2 separate regions of the Homo sapiens genome follow, and region 1 is linked to region 2. The links are chromatin loops, found by intact Hi-C in ENCODE. Cell type or tissue: A673. All regions are shown on one strand. Each heading gives the region's core, and the rest is flanking DNA. Links, peaks and the distances in the headings are about the cores only.

Region 1 (8,479 bases), core at 205-8,204, 1.3 Mb after region 2:
TCTCTGCATGTATGAATTTTAGTGTGATTGAAATTTCAGCATTGCTACATAATTTTTTTTTTTTTTTTTTTTTTTTGCTATCCACTGAAGCTTAGATGGGACCACTTAATCTCGAGGTATTTGTTTTCCCTCAAACTGCAGGATTGCCACAGCAAACCCAGAAGTGTGGTACTGTGATTATTGATTGATTGGACCATGGGCTACTTCACTACAGAGACCTAGTTTCATTCATCTTTCTCCCAACACATAGAGTAGCACCTTAATATAATATGCATTCAATAAATGATAGTTGAATGAATGAATGAAATACACTTAGGCTCTGCACCTCAGTAGATGCTCTAGGGGGAACCTCACCTATGGATTCCTTTTGACTAAAGGAAGAAAAACGAGTCTTCCTTGGAGAGTTTGATGACAGCTACCTTTCTTCATAGGTCTATGTCCTTTCTTCTTTTCCTTACCTCTTCCATCTCTATTCAATTACTTTCTTTTTACTCTGCCTTTTTTGGAAATGCGTTGGAGATGGAGGTAGCTGGCAGAATGGAAGAGTGGTCCTGCCATTGAGTTTTCCCAAATCCTCCTAAACTGTCACTCAAGAAGATTCTTAAATTTCTATGGCAATTCTTGGCTTAAAGAAAAAAAATCAGAGCGCTCTGTTCATAGCATGATAATCTTACTAATCACTCCATGATTTTCCCTGTCTTTATCCTGCACTCTGTGCCCTTCCACCACTGTGAGCTCTACAGGCCAGATGCAGGTGGCATGGCTTTGTAGTTTTTATACTCTCCTCTGTGATCCCATGAGGCTTTTCTCATACTTTTATGATGACACATTTTGTTGGATTATAAGTGAACTGATTTGCATGTCTATTTTCTCCTATAGACTGCAAGCTCATTGAGAACCTTCGCTTTCATTGTTGTATCTTCATGTTTTATGGTGCTTCATACAATGCGGACATGTAATATATGTTTGCTAACTGATCAAACTGTATATCTTATGAATCTTTAAAAGCAGAAAAAAGGAAAAACTTACTTTCCCAATGTTTGTAAGTCTTTATATTTTTCTGTCCCAACCAGCTCATCAAGCCTACCAAACTTCTGCCCTTCCTCCAACCATTCCTCTAGCTGAACATGCCAGAATATTTCCAGGAGCACCCAGGAGGACATTCAGAAATAAATCCATTTGTATCCTCCTTCTCTGACTGCTTTGATATGGGCCCCTCCCATATCACATCGCTCAGGAACAGTCCTACTTCCCTGCCTGGGGAACCTCTGACAGCTCCTGAAGATGCAAAGCTCTCAAGTTGTAAAATGGTGCTGAGTTCCCTTCAGACCTCACTGCACTGGAGCCATACTGAGATCCAGCAGAAATATGAAGAAGATTCCCTCTTTTCTGCTTGTGTCCTTCCCACAAAAGCCAGAAAAGATGTGTGTTTTGGTAGCTGTCTCTGGAAAGGGACTACTCCATGGCCCCTTTCAGGTCTCAGTGCCAAAAAGAAGTCTTCTCTAGATTCCCAACTAAGGGTTAAATGCATATGTGTACTCTTATCATACTTGTAGCTTTCTTTTTCATAATCTTATCATGATGGATTGCAAGTGCCGATTGACTTAACAGTTTCTTCCATTAGCCTGACAGCTCTATGGAGGCAAAGATAATACATTGTTCATTCTTATACTCTCTTTACTCATCTTTATGTGTGGCATACAATAATGGTAATAATAGTAATAATAATAATACTCATAGTGAATATTTGTATTGTGCTTTCTCTGGACCAGATACTCTTCTAAGTGCTTTGCCTATATTAGCTTATTCAGTCCACGTGACAACCCTTTAGGCAGATACTATTATTATCTACATTTTACATGAGGATAAACTGAGGTACAGAGGGGCCAAGTAACTTTCCTAAAGTCATCAAGCAGGTAATTGGTGGAGCTTAAATTTAAACACAGGAATCAGTCACCAGAGTTCATGTGCTCAATCACTGGACTACACTCCACTATGCTACACTACACAACTTGATACATTGTTACTCTGGATAAGGAGCTCAGCTTGGAAGCCCACATAGACTGGGCCAAGGCAATCACCCTCTCCAGGGTGCTGAGGGGACTCCTAGCACAAGGAATAGAGAGCTTATGTTTATGGATGGGACGGGGAATGTGAACAGGATGCAGGAGTGGAGAAGGCTAATAGAAGAGTGACTGGTTGGAGAACCCAGAGGAGAGTCGGTGGCACACTTAGCAGCTGGTATAAGCAGGAAATTTGAAATAGACAAAGAAATGCCTAAAGGGGATTTTTGGGTAACTTTCTTTGTGGGGCAGTCTCTAAAATTCCCCTGCCACTTCTTCTAGAAAAGGTACAGATCTACATTATTCTTTAATTCAGTTGTTTTTTTTTTTTTTTTTTTTTTTTTTTGGCAGGATCTCACTCTGTCACTCAGGCCAGAATACAGCGGTGTGATCACGGCTCACTGCAGCCTCGACCTCCCCAGGCTCAGGTGATCCTCCCACCTCAGCTTCCTGAGTAGCTGGGACTACAGGCATATGCCACCGTACCTCGCTAATTTTTATATTTTTTGTAGAGATGGGGTTTCACCATGTTGCCCAAGTTGGCCTCAAATTCCTGGGCTCAAGTAATCCTCCCACTTCAGCCTCCCAAAGTGCTGGGATTACAGGTATGAGCCACCGTGCCTGGCCTAGCTTTTTCTTTAAGGAAAACATCTTGTTAAGACTGGACCAAGTGGAGTTCCAGAATTTGAATCCATTTTATAAGCAAGTAGTGAGGTGTGTGAGTTGAATGCTACAGCCTCAACTCTCTTTGAATCTCCTGGGGGAAGAATGAGGAGAAATGGCTCAGGTCGGAGCCTGAAGCTAGCTGTATCTAGGATTTCTGATCAAGTTCCCTTATGTTTTGGAGATTGGGGGGACGTGCATTCAAGAAACTGCAAAAGAGAAAGAGGGAAGGAAAGGTTGAGATGGTGCAGAAATAAGAACAAGAGAAAGTGAGAGAGGATGTAGAAAAACCTGCTTCTTTGATTTGCATGGTGTGATTTCTGAAATTGCTCCAGCCTCTACAGGATTTATGTGGCTTCATTAATCACACTTTCTTTTGAAATGGAATTTTCTGCCTCAAAGCCTTTGAACGTTGACATTCAAATACAGTATATTCTTTTAAAATCACCTCTGGATAAAGACAACACTGTTGAGGTAATTCCCCCAGATTGCAGGTGGAGTCTGGTCCTCTGATCTTGATAATACACTGAAAATAGGACCTCCCTTCAGAAAACAGAGACGTCTGGTAAGATTAGGATACTGGATGCTGACACCCTGGGCCAGGAATCCTTGGAAGAAAAAAACAGAAAGAAAGAAAAAGCCCCTGGTCTTTGATGAACGACAAAAAGCAGCGCCATCTAGTGGCAATTTCGCTTATCCCGGCGCGTCTTGACCGGGACCTCCCTGCCTGGCTCTTTGCTTATTATCAGAGGGACTGGAACACACAAGTTCACCATTCTAGGGGCCGCATGACCTGCAATCAAATGACAGAGCTTAGGTGAAGACATGCACGTCTTACAGCTGCTGCCAATCAGAGTGGCACAACCCAAGGCATGTTTATTTTTGGTTGACTTTGGTATGCTGGGAAGTCCGTACAAAGAACATAGAACAAAGATTATGGCTCTGGAAAGGAAAGGAAGGGAAGGGGAGTACTGGTCATCAGGATTCACACCAGATATACATCCCCTTACCTAATTCACATAATCTCTCCGGTTTGCTAAGAAACCAAAGTACAAAGAGGTCAAGTCCAAAGTCAAGGAGTCAAGAGTGGCAAAGGCAGGATCTGAATCCAGGTCTCTTTAGAAAAGCTTTGTCTCAGATTTAGCTTTTGTCAGAATTTTCCTCCCTGCAAGGCCCACATTTCCAGGCCTTGCCACAGATCTTCAGCTTTTAAGGGTGATGTTACTAGTTAAGTGATAACATAACAGTTAGGAGCACCGGCAGAATTGTCAATGTCTCATGCTTCCTATGGCTGAGCTACAGAGGGAAGAAATAGTCCCTTCATCATCCCTCAATTCTCGGATCCTGTGGATGAAATTGCAGCAGCTGTTGGTGGGTAAGCACTTTCTTTTCGCAAAGCCACCACCAGCTGACACTCTGGGTCCACTGCTGCTCCAGTGTCCTGCACCTTAGGAGCGCCGCCTCCCCACCACTGCTACCATGGGGCCTGCAGCAACAACCTCTCTGGCCAGCAGTACTCCCTGAAAGTGAATTCCATCCATTCAGATTCTGATGTAATAAATTATTTTCTATGCATTGGCATATTTTTATTGGAAAAAAACCACTTATTCTTCATAATTTGGGAATAGATGTTGGTTTTTAAATAAGAGAGTATTCATTGTATGACTAATTTACTTTGAATTCAATTTATGACTTAATCAGAAAATAAATGTTAATTTCCTTTATTTATGAAAGCTCACTAAAATGTAGGCATAGAAAATATTGTAATATAAACCCTTTCCAATTCAATAGGTTAATGGTGGAGATTAAGAAGATAACTCTGACCCACTATACTGGAGGGAGCAAGCAAGAAAGAGGCATTTAGGTAAAGCCATAAGCTTATGGTAATAAAGCAAGCATATGTAGTTCTGAATTTTTAATTCAGGTACTCAATTACAGTTACATGGGTAAAATTTTTTTTGCTTGAACAAACTCTAGTAGATCACTGACTGCTGCTACACCAACACGAGGGACAGAAAATAACAGATTATACAGCGAATTAAGACTTCTTCTTGCCATGGTAGTTGACTCTGAGGAAGAAAAGAAAAAAAAAAAGCTTTCCTGACTTTTCAATGAGCAAATGATGTTATAATTTGAATAAACGGATCCAGGGAATGACAATGCAACTGGTGAAAACTACAGTTGTCAAAGCCATGTGATCAAAATCAGGATTCTGTCCTTTTTCTAATGTTTCCTCATTAAAGACTTGTCAAGGAATCTAGTTTGAGAATGGCTTGCCTTTTCCCTGAAATGCTATTTATTTATTTATTTATTTATTTGAGACACAGCCTCATCCTGTCACCCAGGCTGGAGTGCAGTGGCACGATCTCAGCTTACTGCAACCTCTGCCTCCCAGGTTCAAGTGAGTCTCATGCCTCCGCCTCCCAAGTAGCTGGGATGACAGGCACTCACCATCTTGCCTGGCTAATTTTTTTATTTTTCGTAGAGAGGGGGTTTTGTCATTTTGGCCAGGCTGGTCTTGAACTCATGACCTCAAGTGATCCAGCCACCTCGGCCTCCCAAAGTGCTGGAATTACAGGTGTGAGCCACCACGTCCGGCCCTGAAATGCTTTATAATTGACATTTTGGAGAGACAGTTTTTGTAAGATTATATCATAGTCTCCCTGATGTTTCATGAACAGGTATTACGTTTGGTATAAAATATAGACAATATGGGCATGGAAATAATGGGGCCTTTGAGATATTTCTCAAATGATTCTACAAAATTTAAAAGCAGATAATTTCTCAATGTAATTCAAAATTAGAATTTTCTCTCATAACTTGGGCTTTAACATTTCTGAAAACTAACTCAATGTTGTGTTGGTTTTAGAGTAAAAACACATTTTAACAACAGCAAGAAGGAAACCCAATGTCAGCAAACTCTTTGTTGATGAAAACAACCATTGGTTATTATGACACTCAGTCACAATAACCTCATGAAGAGTGAACCAGGACTGCAAACTTGGACATGGATCTGGCCACTCAGTAGATCCTGACTCTTCTTCTACCCCTGGATTGTAGTCTACTTAATCACATTTTTTAAAAAAAAACTTCTGAAGTCAATGGTAAAGAGTCCTTTTGCTAATGGAAAACTCACTCTAGAGAGTCTATCAATGGAGGCTGGATGGTGGGTGAGTGCACAAGGCAGCCTTAAAATAGTAAGAAGAAATATGATTTGTTGCATGCCTGCCAGGCACCAGTGTTGCATTTCTACCATGTGCTCCTGTTCTAAGTGGCTTCTGTTTGTTTGTATATTATTCTTTTAATTATCAAGGTAATATCATCTCCCCTCTCTCCACCATTTTTTGTTTTGTTTTTTTTTTTTTTTACTGTGAGAGCTTAGATAACTTGCCCAAATTCAAGTTGATTTATTTGGTAGAGTCAGGAAGGTTTTGTGCTCTTTCCTAGCTAAGTTGGGAGCACTGTCATCCAGGGGAAAAAGGCCTCTCTTGGTGAGACAGAGGAGAGAAAACAGGAAGTGCTCCCCTGGTCCAAGCAGTTGCCCTGTGTCCCTATGCAGAAAGTTGAGTCCAGATTGATTGTCATATTCTGACTTCCCCTCCCCCACTGCTTTTCTTTTAAACAAGGCAGTAAATTTGTTAGTAGTTTGGCAACTGAACTCATGGGTTGGTGGAAGTAGCCACCAAATGGTGTGCCTGACTCATGCAGTGGGAAAAGCTTCTGAGGGAGACAACTGAGGTGTCTCTGGGGCTAGCAATGCTCTTACTGTGAGACTGGCCTCAAGACAATGGAGAGGCTCTCTTGTATGCTACATATATCTCTCCCCATGTACACAGTTGATTGGTCCAGTGATGGACACCTGACCAAAGGTAAGCCAATAAGATCCTTCCCTAGTATTTTTTGAGCAGTAACTAAGGTAATCTCCTGCTGGAGACAATGCTTCAGATATAAAAGGCAGGAGTTGCTGCTGGCTGCCATGTTTCTTGCCATGTAGAAGTCAGTCTCAGAGAATAAAGGCAACATTCAGAAAGAAATATGGGGTGAGATGGAGATAGTTGGTTCTGGTCATCTTTTATTCCCTAGTTCCAATTGTTTCTTAAGCCCCTGCTACACCCATTCCTGGGTACATGGTTCTCTCTAAATCAGTACATGTTGTTTCTTTAGCTTGTGACCATTGAATTCTGACCAACACAATCTCCTTCTTCAAATGAGAAATTCATTGCACTTTCAGCCTCTTAATACAAATAACCATAGATGGGCTTATTCTGTTTTAATGTAAGAACAATTGCAATTCAGCTGTCTTCTTGAAACAGTATTAGTACCAGGCAGCTGAGAAGGACTTGCAGACTTGAGGCAAAGCCTAGGTTAAACTCTTTGGAGAAGGGAAAGCACAATTTGTGGGGGATAAGGGGCAAGGGGTGAGGACTGGGGAATTTGCCATATTTAGGAAGAGGAGACCTCAGAGTAGAAAATAGTCTTGAAAGTGGGTATTGAAAGAGGACATAAGCACATTTTACTTACTTCATAATGCTATGAGGCCAATATTTTTGGGTCCATAATCAGAGACTGATCTTTTCTTGGAAAGGGAGAAGAGATATTTATTGCAGTTTTTCTAGAATATTACTTCTAAGAATTTGCTGGCTCTGAAAGAACTTGATAGATTCTGTTTCTAGTTTGTGCACATATTTTTATTTGAAAATATTTTTAGTATTACATAAATAACAAATATGAATTTTTGCTAGGCTGTCTGTGAGACAGGGGTTAGGGGCATTAAAAAACACCTTCTGGTGACCCCTTATTTAAAACATAGTGGGGTATAATTTTGGAGCAGTAAAACCTCATTATAACATACTTACAGTTGACATTTTCAGGCTGTATTGTCCATGTTTTTAAGTCCTGGAGAAAGGCCCATTAAAGCTGTGTTTCTCACATTAATTCGACATTTAACCACTTACAATACAAACCCCAGTCTTTTGGAAAATGTCATTAAAAATTTTTTTGCCATATATGGACATTATTTATTGTTTGAGCCCCATTGTCTACTTATAATATGCCCTTTATCAGACCCAAATGCCCACTTCAGAGATTTTCGTTTTGAGCAACAACTGGCTTCTTACATTATCCAATGATGCAGGAAAGTTAAATTACAGCCAGTTCATATCATAGAAACAAAATGTTTCCTGCAATTACTGATAAGGGACAGTTCATTTTCTCTCTGTCATCCTGAAAAAACCCTCCCAACAACAATTCATGCCTGGTTAAACAGGATTTCCACATCTACTGCTGACATCTTTCCAAATAATTCAGGGTTGTTATTACTGTATAGCCCTGGCAAGGCTCAAAAGCAAGCAGACTTGACGAGTCTGCTCAAAGCAGAACTTAAGTAGTTGTAATTAATAATAATTACATGCCCACTACACTCCAGTTTTATCATATTACCCATCAGTGCAAATAAAAAACCCCACACACAACACACTTGCAACAGGATTAGTGCATTAATAAAGTCACTCTGCATATGTCATCTCCCTGAAGTTGAAAATATTCATAATGCTTTCTGTTTTATTGATTTTCATGATTGCATGTCTGGTTGCAAATGTTGTTTAGATGTAATACAGCTTGGGATCAGCCTCGTTCTCTTCCAAAAACCTTCTCCCCTCCTGCCGTGACTCGGATTCGAACCGAGGTTGCTGCGGCCACAACGCAGAGTACTAACCACTATACGATCACGGCAAGCTACTGAAGAGCTGAGCACT
Region 2 (8,479 bases), core at 125-8,124:
GGCCTCTAAGTGTTCAAGTGAAAAGAAGAGTTGTGTGTCTCTCACTTTAAATAAAAAGCTAGACAGGAGAGGTGGCACATCCTGTAGTCCCAGCTACTCAGAAGGCTGAGGCAGGAGGATCACTGGAGACCATGAGTCCAAGGCTGCAGTGTGCTATGATTGCGCCCGTGAACAGCCACTGCATGCCAGCTTGGGAAACATAGTGAGACCTTGTCTTTAAAAAGAAATTAAAATAAAAACAAATATAAATTAAAAAATCAAAAGCTAGAAATGATTAGGCTGAGTGAGGAAGGCATGTTGATAACTAAGACAGGCCAAAAGCTTAGTCTCTTGCACCAGTTAGCCAAGTTGTGAATGCAAAGAAAAAGTTCTTGAAGGAAATTAAAATTGTTACTCCAGTGAACATGAATGGTAAGAGAGCTAACCAGCTTTATTGCTGATATGGAGAAAGTTGTAGTGTTTTGGATAGAAGATCAAACCATTCCATTAAGCCAAAGCCTAATCCGGAGCAAGACCCTAACTCTTCAATTCTGTGAAGGCTGAGACAGATGAGGAAGCGTAAGAAGAAAAATTAGAAGCTAGCAGAAGTTAGTTCGTGAGGTTTAAGGAAAGAATCCATCTCCATAACATAAAAGGGCAAGGTGAAGCAGGAAGTGCTGATGTAGAAGCTGCAGCAAATTATCCAGAAGCTCTGAGATCATTGATGAAAGTGACTACACTAAACCACAGATTTTTAATGTAGATGGAACAGCTTTATCTTAGAAGAAGAGGCCTTCAAGGACTTTCACTAGAGAAAAGTCAATGCCTGGCTTCAAAGCTTCAAAGGACAGGCTGATTTTGTTCATAGGGGCTAATGCAGCCAGTGACTTTTAAGTTGAACTCAATGCTCATTTACCATTCCAAGAATCCTACGGCTCTTATGAATTATACTAAATCTATTCTGCCTGTGCTCCATCAATGAAACAACAAAGTCTGAATGACAGCACATCTGTTTATAGCATGGTTTACTGAATATTTTAGGCCCACTGTTGAGACCTGCTCCAAAAAAAAGTTTCTTTTCAAAATATTATTGCTCAGTGACAAGGCACTTGGTCACCCAAGAGCTCTGATGGAGATGTACAAGGAGATGTTGTTTGTTTTCATGCCTGCTGACACAATAATCATTCTGTAGCCCATGGATCAAAGGGTGATTTTGACTTTCAAGTCTTATTGAAAAAAAAAAATACATTTGTAAGGCTATAGTTGCCATAGATAGTGATTTCTTTCTTCTTCTTCTTCCTTTTATTTTTTTTTGAGATGGAGTCTCGCACTGTCACCAGGGCTGGAGTGCAGTGGTGCGATCTCGGCTCACTGCAACCTCTGCCTCCCAGGTTCAAGCGAGTCTCCTGCCTCAGCCTCCCAAGAAGCTGGGATTACAGGCACACACAGATGGTGATTTCCCTAATGGATCTGGGAAAAGTAAATAGAAAACCTTCTGGAAAGGATTCACCATTCTTGATGCCCTTAAGAACATCTGTGCTTCATGGAAGAAAGTCAAAATATGACCATTTGGAGTTTCTTCCAAACTCCAATTTCTTTTGGAAGATGTTGATTTCAAAAGTTCAAGACTTCAGTGGAGGAAGTCACTGCAGATGTGGTGGGAATAGTGAGAAAACTAGAATTAGAAGTGAAGCCTGAAGATGGGACTGAATTGTTGCAATCTCATGATAAAGCTTGAATGGATGAGGATTGCTTCTTATGGATGAGCAAAGAAAGCAGTTTCTTGAGATGGAATCCACTCCTGGTGAAGATACTGTGAACATTGTTAAAATGACAACAAGTTATTTAGAACATTATGTACACTTAGTTGATAAAGCAGTGGCAGAGTTAGAGAAGATTGACTCCAATCCTGAAAGAAGTTCTACTGTGGCTAAAATGCTATCCAACAGTATCACATGCTACAGAGAAGTCTTTCATGAAAGGAATAGTCAAATTAACAAGGCAAACTTCATTGTTGTCTTAAGAAATTGACACAGCCATCCCAGGCTTCAGAAACCACCACCCTGATCAGTCAGCAGCCATCAGTATTGAAGCAAGACCTTCCACCAGAAAAAGATTAGAACTCACTCAATGCTCAAATGATTGTTAGCATTTTTTAGCAATTGCATATTTTAAAATTAAGGTATATACATGTTTTAGACACAATGCTCTTGCACACTCAGTAGACTACAGCATAATGTAAAGGTAACTTATATGTACTGGGAAACCAAAAACATTCACGTGATTCACTTTATTGCAATATTCCCTTTATTGTTGTTGTCCAGAACCAAACCTGCAACATCTCTGAGGTATGCCTGTCATTGAAAAAAAAATAAGTATGTGTCAGGCAGGACTTTTGTCAGGACAGTGGAGATCTTACAAAAAAATAGCCAAATACCATAAGAGTGTTAAACTTAATTTATCTTAGACTTAGCAACACTATTTATTAATTTAGAGATTTTTAGCCCCTATCAGGCAGGGATAAGTGTACCTAGCATAGTTTTTGGAATTTGGATATGCTCAATGGATGTTCATGTTGTTCAAAAATTGAGAATCTACTCTATGCACAGCACTGTTATTGCGAATAGATAGTCTTTCAAAAATATAGGTTAAGGCCTAACAATGTCTAATTGAGTTTTCTAAGGAAATCTCATTATGAGGCCTCATAGTTCTTCAAGATGTCTCCAGAGCATTCCATTCTTCAGTAAGTAAAAGTAGCATTTCTATATTTATAGAAAAAATTAATTCTGAGTGTTTCAAGGCCAAAGATACCAGCTAAGGTTACTTTTTATTCTTCAGGGGAAAATTTATGCACAAAATGCTGAAGGCTGCAGTGACAGTCACTGAGTTGGAAACGGAAACTTGAAAACTGATTTTACTTTCTTTCTTTCTTTCTTTTTTTTCTTTGAGACAGAGTCTCGCTCAGTCGCCCAGCCTGGAGTGCAGTGGCTCGATCTCCGCTCACTGCAAGATCCGCTTCCTGGGTTCACGCCATTCTCCTGCCTCAGCCTCCCGAGTAGCTGGGACTACAGGGGCCCGCCACCATGCCCAGCTAATTTTTTTTTGTATTTTTTTAGTAGAGACGGGGTTTCACCGTGTTAGCCAGGATGGTCGCGATCTCCTGACCTCGTGATCCGCCTGCCTCGGCCTCCCAAAGTGCTGGCGTGAGCCACCGCGCCCGGCCTGATTTTACTTTTATCAGTGAAGTATTACAACATAACTTTATTGAATAAAACACAAAATAAGCACTCTCAAAATCCATTTAAACTTACATCAAAAAAAAAATTCAACCAAATATTTCATTTACCCAGAAATAAAAACTTTATGTTAGAGGACAGAAAGAAAAAGAAAATCGGGGGAAAAATGTATTTAAAAAGGTCATTATTCTCTTCGAAATTCCAGCAATGATACTAAATAGTAATATCAATGAAAAGCCAGGCTTCTAAGAAGTGTTGAGTACTTCCTGTAGCTATTATTTTACGTTCTTCATATAGAATTCTTTTTTTTGTTGTTTTGTTCTGAATACAAAGAGCCTGGCTTTTTCACTTTTATATTTTCCCACCTTAAGTTGGATTTTTACAAATGGAGGCATTCCTTAAGAGTTGACTTAAGAATTCATTGATTTAGTGCTTGATGTTAATTTTTTCAATAACCACTAAAGCCTGTGCGATACCCTTCTTTTTGCCCAAAACATGTACTTTAAAAAACAGCTAATTTTCATGGAAGCAAAAAGAATATAACCACATCCTCAAATCTGGAAAAAGTTGTATCTTACTTTCTACTTTTGTACAAGTTTCTGAGAAAATGTAATGCTCCAGTACTTTGGAAGTAAAAGTACTGGAACTTTTACTTTTTCTGAAAAGTTCTTAGAGCTACTCAGAAGAAATGAGAAAGATGCGGTATCAGGGGGAGGACAGGGTGGGAGCTGGAGGGGCGGGTTGAGCGCGGGGAGGGTAACGGATAAAGGAGAACAAAGCAGAAGTAGCATGGACTCTACTGCCCTCTAGTGTTTGGATTCCAGAAGAAGATTAAGGTGTTTCCTGGCTTTCATGTGTTCTCTTGTGGGTTTATTTTTCCCTGGAGAATTTTAACCAAATGGGAAGGTGTTCAACCAAGTGACAACATTGCCTGAAGTATCAGGAACAGCCACGTTTACTTCATCAGTCATAATGATCATCGGATTTTTTCTCTGTTTACTCAGGTCAATGAGGAAAACACATCAAACACAGAACCAGCACTTTAAAAGTATTGCTGGAAAGATTCTTTTCCCCCCCAATAATTTAAAAGCAGAGTTTTTAATCGTCTGCACATTTCCCCCAATCTCTTGCATTTCTTGTGAGCATCTAGTTCCCTTTTAACACCTTGAAAAGCCCCAGAAGTCTGAGAAAGCTGGCCCGGTGGTGTCACTGTTGCACTGTGCGTGCACAGATGAGCACTGGTTGTTGAAATCTAAATGGCTGATGCTCCTGGGGTGTTCCACATGTTTTAATGTGGGTGTAAGCTATTTCATCTGCTACACTTACTTCTCTAAAACGTGTAGGGTAATCCTTACTTTTTTATTACTAAAATTTCCTTATAAATGGAACTTGCATCTTCTTATAAAAACATTTTAATGATGTTCATCACTAATCTAAATTTATCCATTTGCAATGCACTTCCATTTACTGAATGTGCTTTATAACCATATATATGCCAATTGACTATACAATGTACACATGCTTTTCTAAGTGCACAAAATATTAAATTATCCACAAAATGGCTCTGCCTGGTAACTTGATATTACAATCACTATTATACAAACATAAACATTTAATCAAGCTTGTATAGAGAATTGTATCAACAGTAAACACAATTGTAATCAAAATATCTTTTATGTTTAGTCTTGTTTCTATGTAGTTGTCACAAGATTTAGTAGCTGGCACAATAATAAACTGATATGGTAATTTGCCTGATATTGCTATGGGGAGAACAGATAAAACTTAACTGAGCTCCAAATCACAGATATGATGTAATAATCAGTGAACTTTAATACTTGCTAAGCAAATTGTTCATCCACACTTTCCTACTCTGTTAAGGAAAGAGTTGAAGCTGAAAAATATTTCAGGTAGCTTCTTGCTAGAAATTTGTATACATTAGAATATATATATATTCTAATGGTTTAATGTCTGAACTATATATGTATTCTAATATATATTCTCTCTATATATATTCTAATGGTTTAATGTCGGAACTTTCAGAGTACAGCTCAATAAATTAATGGTAATAATTTGCTACTATTCATTCATCTCCTTTCACCAACTTCAAATGTACAAGATTAATGCTTGTTTAATTTCCTTCAATTAAGCTAACATGATAAGCTACTTTTATAAATTATTTAAGTATTGGATTCTTGAAAAAAACCAACATTTTCAAATACTTGTCTTAAATTAAAAGTCACTTATTATCAGAAAACCTGAGTTTTAGTCCCAGTTTCACCATAGATTATTGGTAACATTAAAGATGGCTCATCTATAAAATTAGGGGGTTGTATTAAATTCTTCAGTAATATAAATTTTTAAATTGTATTGAAAATCAAAACTTCTTAAGCCTATTAAGGAGTTTGGAATGATAGCATTCTTGGCTCGAAGTATATATAATCAATGTTTTGGTCAAATTTAACAAGCTAGAAAGATAACAGGTAATTGGAATATAAAAATACACCCATGTACAAGAACTTAATGAGTAAGAACAGCCAACTTAGAAACATATTTGACCATGAGAGGACTGGCTTGTACTTTACACTCTAACCTTCCAATATCAACTAAATTATTTCGTTGTAACTTAGTGGATTTGCCAAAAGCTGACCCAATATTTCCCTCTCCAGCTCCATGCTTCCTGCATGTTGGACAATACACAGAGGTTTTTCTTTTCACCACTCGAAACTCAGTTAACTCCTCAAAAATAATAAACACATCCTCTTGACCCTTTCTTGCTTTCAACTCCTGTCCAGTTTCCGTAGGAAAAATATACTATACAACATGCTAACTTAAAAAGAAAAAAAAACTATTATAGCCTGCTCTGTGACACATCTGTTACACATTATGGAAGTAAAAAGCCGAAGGAGCCCCAGTCCTTCTGGGGCTAAATAATTCTATCAGTTCAGAGTTGGTGTGGTATAGCTGTGTTTCCCAAAAATGTATTCCTTGGAGCTTGAATCTCTCTCGATATTTTTGTTCCCCAGTGAAGATTTACGATATATTGCTATATTTGACATTCTGATAAGTCTGTCAAAACAAATTTCTTTAACTGTGTTTAAACCAGTGTTCCAACACTTTATTTTTGGAGCATAGATTTTTGTTTTTTAATAAGTAATATAAAACATTTGAAAAATACTGTTCCAGAGATAAAAATTTATGAGCGCAAAAAGAAAGATGAACTCTGATTAATAATAGCTACTATTTTTATATGTTCATTATATTCCAGGTACTTTCGACAAGATACACTTTAACACCTATTAGCTCATTTGACATAAAACTTTCTGAAGGATAAGGAGTCTGAGCTCAGCCTTGAAGAATGAATAAACCAGGAATATGTTGAGGAAAAGGTCATCCCAGAAAACGGTAAGTTTAAACGAAACTATGAGGCCAGTATATGCCAATCTTGTTTGGAAAATGGCAAAATGAATGAAGGAGCTAGAGCTTCTTTAGAACAAAAATGAGGAATTAGACTGGAGCATTAGAAGCTAAGTTGTAGGTGCCTCTAGTACTAAGTAAAATGTGGACTTGTTTTTTCTAAGCAGTGGGGTGCCTAAGACACATTTGAGCCAGGAGTGGCATGATTAAACAACTGGTCTAAGCCAGTTTTGTCAGTGATACATGGAGCGCAAAGAAAATAAAAACCACACATTTGGAAGTAAAATCAGGATGCATAAAAGACCTGTACTTTTCATTTCTAAAGCATCTGAACATGGCCAACAATTTTCTTCAAAATCTTAAGTGTTTTGCTCATCACCCTGCTCTGATTAAGCCTAGCTTTCCTCAAACATTAGCATCTAGCGCGTCACACACACTAGTTTTTCCATGTAACTTCATTTTATCAGAATACATTAGTAGTGCTTAATTGTCTCATTCAACTATAAAATTTTAACCCATGTTGGGAGTTAAATATTTGGGAGTGATAGAACCCATCTGATAAAGCACTGGAGAGGTGTGGCCAGTGAAACAGGAGGGGACCCATCAGGGAAGAGGGGCAGCTTGGTCAGTGGAAAGCACAGGGCGCCACGGCAAACTGCCCGCCAAATCCAGACAAAGGCTTGGCAAGCAGGAGGGGAAACTCAGATAAAGCCCAGGTGCATTTCATTCAAAGCGTGGGCAGACGATAACAATGACAAATGCAGGGCAGGCGGACCACACTTGAAAATGTAAAGCATGTAGGCCAGGCATGGTGGCTCACACCTGTAATCCCAGCACTTTGGGAGGCAGACGTGGGTGGATCACTTAAAGTCAGGAGTTTGAGACCAGCCTGGCCAACATGGCGAAACCTTGTCTTTACTAAAAATACAAAAATTAGCCGGGCATGGTGGTACACACCTATAATCCCAGCTACTTGGGAGGCTGAGGCAGGAGAATCACTTGAAGCTGGGAGGCGGAGGTTACAGTGAGCCGAGATTGTGCCACTGAATTCGAACCTGGCCAGCAGAGTGAGACTCGATCTCAACAACAACAACAAAAAAAAAGAAAAAAGAAAAAAGAAACTGTAAGGCATGCAGTATGCAGTAATTGGGCACTAGGTGAGAGTTGGTGTTTTGGATATGGAAGGGAGGAAAAATATCTTTTCTTTCTGTCCTTCTATGTTCTCAGCTGGGCTCCCTGTAACAAAATGCAAATAAACAAAGAAATGTCTACACATTTATTTAATATAAGCTCTATGTGACACAACAACTAGATTTGATTATAGTAGGTCTGATGAACAAGGGGAGAGTTACGGGAAACTGTGATAGGACAGAAAGGGGGTATGAGCTAAGAGTAGTAAACTGGGGGAAACTGAGGACGACCTGTTCATTTAGATTCCTCTTGGCGATGCTCTGTCTTTGGAAATAAGGATTCTCATTTCCTCCAGATAAAGGGAGAAAACCTTTCACATGAGGGTCCTGTATGACCTGCTTCAGAGGAAAGTCAGAAAGTCTTCCCCACATTCGCTGTTTCTCAAATGCTTTCAGCTTAAAATATTCAATATGTCAAGGTGCCATACATGGGGTAGCATGTCCTGAACACCATCAGACAGATGTGCCAGCCCTGAAGAGGGAACCCAGAAAGCATGAAGATGACAATCAAGGCAATCAAGGACAAGGACAAGAAAAATAAAAGGTCTAAGTAAAAAAGATATGAAACATGAAAGAGGTGACTCTTTGTTTGATTCAAGGTAAGCCTGGTAGCCAAGACAACCATGCTGACCTGCAGATTGCATGGTGAGAGTAAACTCT

What was found. Peaks named below come from ENCODE experiments on the same cell type or tissue, not always from the same donor. Only the 100,000 strongest peaks of a DNase experiment are listed, where the experiment ranks them.
Region 1: a loop joins it to region 2, with 7 times the contacts of the local background. A loop is called at or near these places in 4 of 110 quality-filtered maps.

What each region holds. Positions count from the first base shown.
Region 1 is chr9:14,425,556-14,434,034 of GRCh38, forward strand. TRH-GTG1-6 (tRNA-His (anticodon GTG) 1-6) reads right to left here and starts at 8,456; the gene lies at 8,385-8,456. It also overlaps a transcript of NFIB not described here. In A673, for the core only: a CTCF peak has its summit at 3,430 (motif pointing left); a DNase peak (open chromatin) is centred at 3,386; H3K4me3 peaks cover 314 bases.
Region 2 is chr9:13,084,913-13,093,391 of GRCh38, forward strand. No RefSeq gene overlaps it. Among named protein-coding and RNA genes, the nearest start is that of SNORD137, 120 kb to the left of the region's middle. In A673, for the core only: CTCF peaks have their summits at 4,042 (motif pointing left) and 4,244; a DNase peak (open chromatin) is centred at 4,009.